Regions from separate parts of the Homo sapiens genome. Here region 1 is linked to region 2. Evidence: read pairs that join two places in POLR2A ChIA-PET (ENCODE). Cell type or tissue: A673. All regions are shown on one strand. Links, peaks and the distances in the headings refer to the core of each region. The heading gives the core; the rest is flanking DNA. Region 1 overlaps CCDC77 (coiled-coil domain containing 77). Region 2 overlaps B4GALNT3 (beta-1,4-N-acetyl-galactosaminyltransferase 3).

What was found. Peaks named below come from ENCODE experiments on the same cell type or tissue, not always from the same donor. Only the 100,000 strongest peaks of a DNase experiment are listed, where the experiment ranks them.
Region 1: POLR2A ChIA-PET joins it to region 2 with 7 read pairs; 6 of 35 experiments call an interaction of 5 or more read pairs at or near these places.

Annotation. Positions count from the first base shown.
Region 1 is chr12:435,750-438,659 of GRCh38, forward strand. It overlaps CCDC77 (coiled-coil domain containing 77), which reads left to right. Exons shown (of 13, transcript NM_032358.4): 10 at 2,586-2,805. Among named protein-coding and RNA genes, the nearest start is that of B4GALNT3, 23 kb to the right of the region's middle. In A673, for the core only: no CTCF peak of the experiment used is centred there; no DNase peak of the experiment used is centred there.
Region 2 is chr12:509,021-511,930 of GRCh38, forward strand. All of the region lies in intron 1 of B4GALNT3 (beta-1,4-N-acetyl-galactosaminyltransferase 3), which reads left to right. Among named protein-coding and RNA genes, the nearest start is that of B4GALNT3, 51 kb to the left of the region's middle. RefSeq lists enhancers at 345-918, 1,762-2,408. In A673, for the core only: no CTCF peak of the experiment used is centred there; DNase peaks (open chromatin) are centred at 611 and 1,491; H3K27ac peaks cover 1,712 bases.

The DNA of each region.
Region 1 (2,910 bases), core at 121-2,620, 73 kb before region 2:
TCCAGTAAAGACAGGGTCTTACCCTGTTGCCCAGGCTGGAGTGCAGTGGTGTGATCATAGCTTACTGCAGCCTTGAACTCCTGGGCGCAAGCAATCCTCCTGCCTCAGCCTTCCAAGTCGCTAGGATTACAGGTGCATACCACCAAACCTGGTTTATTTTTATTATTTTTTGTAGAGATGGGGTCTTGCTATATTGCCCAGGCTAGTCTCAAACTCCTGGTTTCAAGCAATCCTCTCACCTCAGCCTCCTGAAGCACTGAGATTACAGACATGAGCCACTGTGCCCAGCCTTGCACTCTCATTCTTAGTACATTAATTCAAACTCTATTCCTTTGTTTAAATTGTTCCTATTGCTGATCCTTTGTCTTTTTTTTTTTTTTTTTTTTGAGACAGAGTCTCGCTGTGTCGTCCAGGCTGGAGTGCAGTGGCACAATCTCGGCTCACTGCAAGCTCCGCCTCCCGGGTTCATGCCATTCTCCTGCCTCAGCCTCCTGAGTAGCTGGGACTACAGGCGCCCACCACCACGCCCGGCTAATTTTTTTTTTTTAATTGTATTTTTAGTAGAGACAAGGTTTCACCGTGTTAGCCAGGATGGTCTCGATCTGACCTCGTGATCTGCCCGCCTCGGCCTCCCAAAGTGCTGGGATTTCCTTCTTAGTAGAGACAGGGTTTCACCATGTTGGCCAAGCTGGTCTCGATCCTGACCTCAGGTAACCTGCCCACCTCAGCCTCCCAAAGTGTTGGGATTACAGGCGGGAGCCATCGCGCCCGGTCTGCTATGTTTCTTTTAACATAGTATAATGTGTTTGCATTTGGCCAGTATTTCTCCACCTTCATTTTTATTTTTAGTATTTTTGCACTTAAGTATAGCATCTTGACATTTCAATGGGTTTTGTTTTTAAGGAACAGATATTTTAATATTGTCATAGTAATTTGTAATTTTATATCTGTTTTCCAGAATACCAGTAACCTTCCTTGTTTAGCGTTATCTGCATATCTGAGCACATGATCGGTTCCTTCCATTAGATGGATCTTCCTAAGAAGGGCATGAAATCCAGGGCCGTTAATGACTGCCCTTTGGGTATCACTTTCAAGCTACTTGTATTTTAACAAGCCTATAGTTTCCCAGTTTGAGATTGAGAAGATAATGTAAGACAGAATAAAATAACTCATTGAAAGTGAGAGAGACCCTTGTGGTAATTGAATCAATCTCTCTCTACATACACATGCACACATACCTGACTGTATATATTCACCTTGTGACATTTACTCTACTGTGTGCTTGGCACTCTGCTGTCATTTCCTCTTATCTGTGCACTCTGTTACTCATGAAAATAAGTGGATCTCACATTATTTGTTTGGTAGAAAAATACAGTGATTGCTTCATGGTATTTAATACTCTTGCAAGCAGCCAGATCATTCAGTATAGCATTTTTCTGGGTGGTAATGTTAAACTGATGAGTTGCTAACTTCCAGGGATATTGTTTTTTAAAGATAGAGACGTTGTCTATTCCTAAATTTCAGGAAATAGTCACCATGAATCTGTTAACTGCCTGTGTATGTCCAGTAGTTAGTATTATCCTTGACAATCTCATGGCATTGGGGCAAAAATAATAAATAAGGTATATGCTTTCACTCAGGCTGGGAAAAAGTGCATGTTGACAGTTAAAATATGACAGATGAGCAAGTGTTGAATTATAAGACAAGGGAACATTAACCTGGGATGGAGTTTCAGAGAATGGAGGAATTAAAATAGGCTAAAGTTGTTGGAAATGACTTCATACAGGAAGTTGATTTTTAAAAAAGTAGGCCAGGTGCAGTGGTTCACACTTGTAATCCCAGTATTTTGGGAGGCTGGGGCGAGAGGAGTGTATGAGCCCAGGAGTTCCAGACCAGACAAGCCTAAGGAACATAGCAAGACCCCATCTCCACACACACACAAATTTTTAATGAGCTGGCAAACACCCTGGGAGGTGGTCCCAGCTGCTTAGGAGGCTGAGACAGAAGGATTGCTTGAGCCCAGAAGGTCAGGGCTGCTGTGAGCTGTGATCGTGCCTCTGCACTCCAACCTACGTGACAGAGCAAGACCCTGTCTTAAAAAAAAAAAAAAAAAAAAGTTCTTTTTAAAATAAACAAAGGATAAGATTTTGATATAGGCAGTTCTACATGGAGCACAGCATACACAAAAGCAAAGCTGTTTTTGATACTATAGAATTTGTATTAACTTGTCAGAACACCGTGATTTAGTTCTTCCTTGTCTTATTCCTAGGAATGGTCCATAGTTAACGCAGGCTATGTGTAAATATCCCTGTAGTCCTTCTAATCATATAATCTGAAGTTCGCACTCAGGAAAGTACCTGTAAAGACCAGTCTATGAACCAGTGAGCATGGGTAGATACATTATACTTTACCCAGTAAAACATGTAAGATTGCCAGTGATCAGATTTTTAAACCTGCTAATATTTTACAAAATTTATATATCACACCATTTTAAAAGAACCACTCTCTTCCATTTTGGAATAATCCTTGCTTTCAGGTGTGCTGTGTGCGCATCCTCATGTCTGCATTTATACTTTCTTTCCTAGTCTTCACCACACCCAAGAACTGCTCTATGAGAGCACCAAAGATTTTCTGCAACTCAGATCTGAAAACCAAAATAAAGAGAAGTCATGGATGCTTGAAAAAGATAATTTGATGTCAAAGATTAAGCAATATAGGGTGCAGTGTAAGAAGAAAGAAGATAAAATTGGAAAAGTGTTGCCCGTTATGCATGAGAGTCACCATGCTCAAAGTGAATATATTAAGGTAATGTCCTTATGTCGTAACGAAGTTGTTTATTTTTCTGGGAGAGTTGAAGGAATTCCAAAGAACCTACAATTTGTAATGTAAGATCCATTCAGTCCAGGAAGC
Region 2 (2,910 bases), core at 257-2,756:
ACTCTACTGGTTTTTCCTACCCAGCAGGTGTCTAAGACAGACACACTCAGACAACACTGCTTTCCCCATCACTGCCTGTCATCCAACACTTCAAAGATGATGGACAACGTGTCTGAAGCTGATGGGGCGGAGGACCCCTGCACACCTGCACCTACTAACCTACTGCTGTACCTTCGCCCCACCCCCAGCCCCCTTTGAGAGCTCAGATCCCGCCTAGGAGGGGATGGATGGGCTTGTTAACAGCTGACAAGTGCTCTGCAAAATGCAGCTGTTTAATCATAAATGAACATTAGAAGGTGGCCTGGAGCCACTGTGCTTTAGGAAACTCATGCGCGTGGAGAGGACAGGAGGAAAGGAGATTTCCAGGGCAGGAGAAACTTGGGAAGCAACACTGAATGGGAAGAGAGGGAGGCTTTCTAGGGGATTTAAATGATACTGAAACCCGGATACGGAATAGGAGAAAAAATACCAACTTGCTCTCAGGGTGTCTTTACTCTCCCCAGTGCAGATTTCATTGACCTAAATCAGGTCTCTGCTCCTATTTGCTGGTACCTAGTTCAAGAGAGTCTTATAAATACACAAAGCCGGAAATGCCTGGGTAGGGGGGTGGCAAGAGCATGCGGTTCCACTCCAGGACAGGATCTGACTCAAATCACACTTCCCTCCTGGATTCCAGACTGTCAGGAGGGATGCCTCCGAGGTGGTGTTTGGAAGGAGGTGCTGAGAGCGGAGCTGGGTTATTCTAAGCGTGGCCCAGGGAAGATCTTGCCAGACTTGTTAATGTGTGACCCCACCCAGTGCCATGCTCAGCAAGGCAGAGAAGTGTGCTGTGGGTGGTGGGAGCAAGAAAGAGAGGAGGCCAGGACATCTCTATTCCACACATACCCTGTTTCATCCCTTGCTGCATTTCACTAAAATTATCCACTCGCCCCTACGAGACCTGCTGTGTCCTCCTTGAGTCCTTGTTTGGCATACCTTTGTTCCCTTCCATGGCCGAGTGAGTTCAGTCCACATTCATTGAACTGAAAGCTCACAGGTCTTGGAGCCTGGAGAAATAATCGGAACCATTCCCTTTCGTCTCCAGGCAAGATGAGCGATGGACCCAGGTTGCCTAACCTAGTTAGCTGCATGACACTCCAGAGCATCCAGCTCAAAGCAGGCATTGACAGGGATGGGGCACCCAGAGAAATGGCGCTGGTGCTGCTGTAGGGGTAAGATGTAGCAGCAAGGGGCGGGCAAGAGGGCTCCAGATGATTTCTGCCATGCTGAGCTAGCTGCCTGCTGGCTTTGTAAGCAGTGGAATAAGAAGACTATTGTGTCAACTCTTTGAGGGGGTGTGGCCTTCCTTGGGGTGAGAAAGCACAATGGGAAGGGCTAGCAGCTCCCCCGATCCTCTTCCTACTGTGACCTGAGAGACACTCCATGGGGGGGTTGGACGCTGGGGGGCTGGTCAGGGGAGTTGGCTGGGCTGGGAGGGAAACGGGCCCTTTCAAGAGCAAGTCAGACTCTGGTGAGCTGTTTACCCGCCTCATGCCCAAGGGTGCAATGTGAGTCATTTAATTTAATTGGTTTAATAAGTAAACGGTCTGGGTACAAAGAGGAGGGGGTTGGGTATGAGAGGGAGGGGCGGGGCAAACCCTGCAGAGCTGCTTTGGAAAGAAACCTGTTGCCAGCCCTCTAGGGATGGTCACAATTAAACAGGGAGTGGAGATGCTTTGGGAAGTAGGGAGAAGGGAGAGCCCCAGATGTTGAAGTGGAAAGAGGAGTAGAGGCTATAAGTCGGCCAGCCTCAGATTCTCAGTGCCCATCTGAGTATTCGATTCACTGGTGCTGGTATATCCACAGGGCTGTGCAACCATTGCCACTACCTAATTCCAGAGCATTTTCCTCACCCTAGAAAGGAACCTCACCCATTATCAGTCACTCCCAATTCTCCCCACCTCCAGCACTGGAACCACGACTCTCCTTTTGGTCTCTATGGATTTGCCTATTCTTTTTTTTTTTTTTTTTTTTTTTTTTTTTTTTTTTTTTTTTTGAGACAGGGTCTTACTCTGGTGCCCAGGCTGGAGTGCAGTGGCAGCTCACTGCAATTTCTGCCTGCCAAGCTCAAGGTATTCTCCCACCTCTGCCTCCTGAGCAGCTGAACTACAGGCGTGTGCCACCACGCTCGGCTAATTTTTGTTTTTTGTTTTTTTTGGTACCTTCCACCATCCACCTTCCACCTTCCGCCTTCTGCCTTCCGCCTTCCACCTTCGACCTTCTTCCACCTTCGACCTTCCACCTTCCACCTTCCGCCTTCTGCCTTCCACCTTCCACCTTCCTTCCACCTTCCACCTTCCACCTTCAACCTTCCGCCTTCCGCCTTCCACCTTCTGTCTTCCACCTTCCTTCCACCTTCCACCTTCCACCTTCTTCCACCTTCCACCTTCCACCTTCTTCCACCTTCCACCTTCTTCCACCTTCTTCCACCTTCCACCTTCCACCTTCCACCTTCTTCCACCTTCCACCTTCCACCTTCTACCTTCCTTCCACCTTCCACCTTCCGCCTTCGACCTTCTTCCACCTTCCACCTTCCGCCTTCCACCTTCGACCTTCTTCCACCTTCGACCTTCCACCTTCCACCTTCTTCCACCTTCGAGCTTCCACCTTCCGCCTTCCGCCTTCCACCTTCTGTCTTCCACCTTCCTTCCACCTTCCGCCTTCCACCTTCCTTCCACCTTCCACCTTCCACCTTCTTCCACCTTCCACCTTCCACCTTCTTCCACCTTCCACCTTCCACCTTCTTCCACCTTCTTCCACCTTCCACCTTCCACCTTCTTCCACCTTCCACCTTCCACCTTCTTCCACCTTCCACCTTCCACCTTCTTCCACCTTCCACCTTCCGCCTTCGACCTTCTTCCACCTTCCACC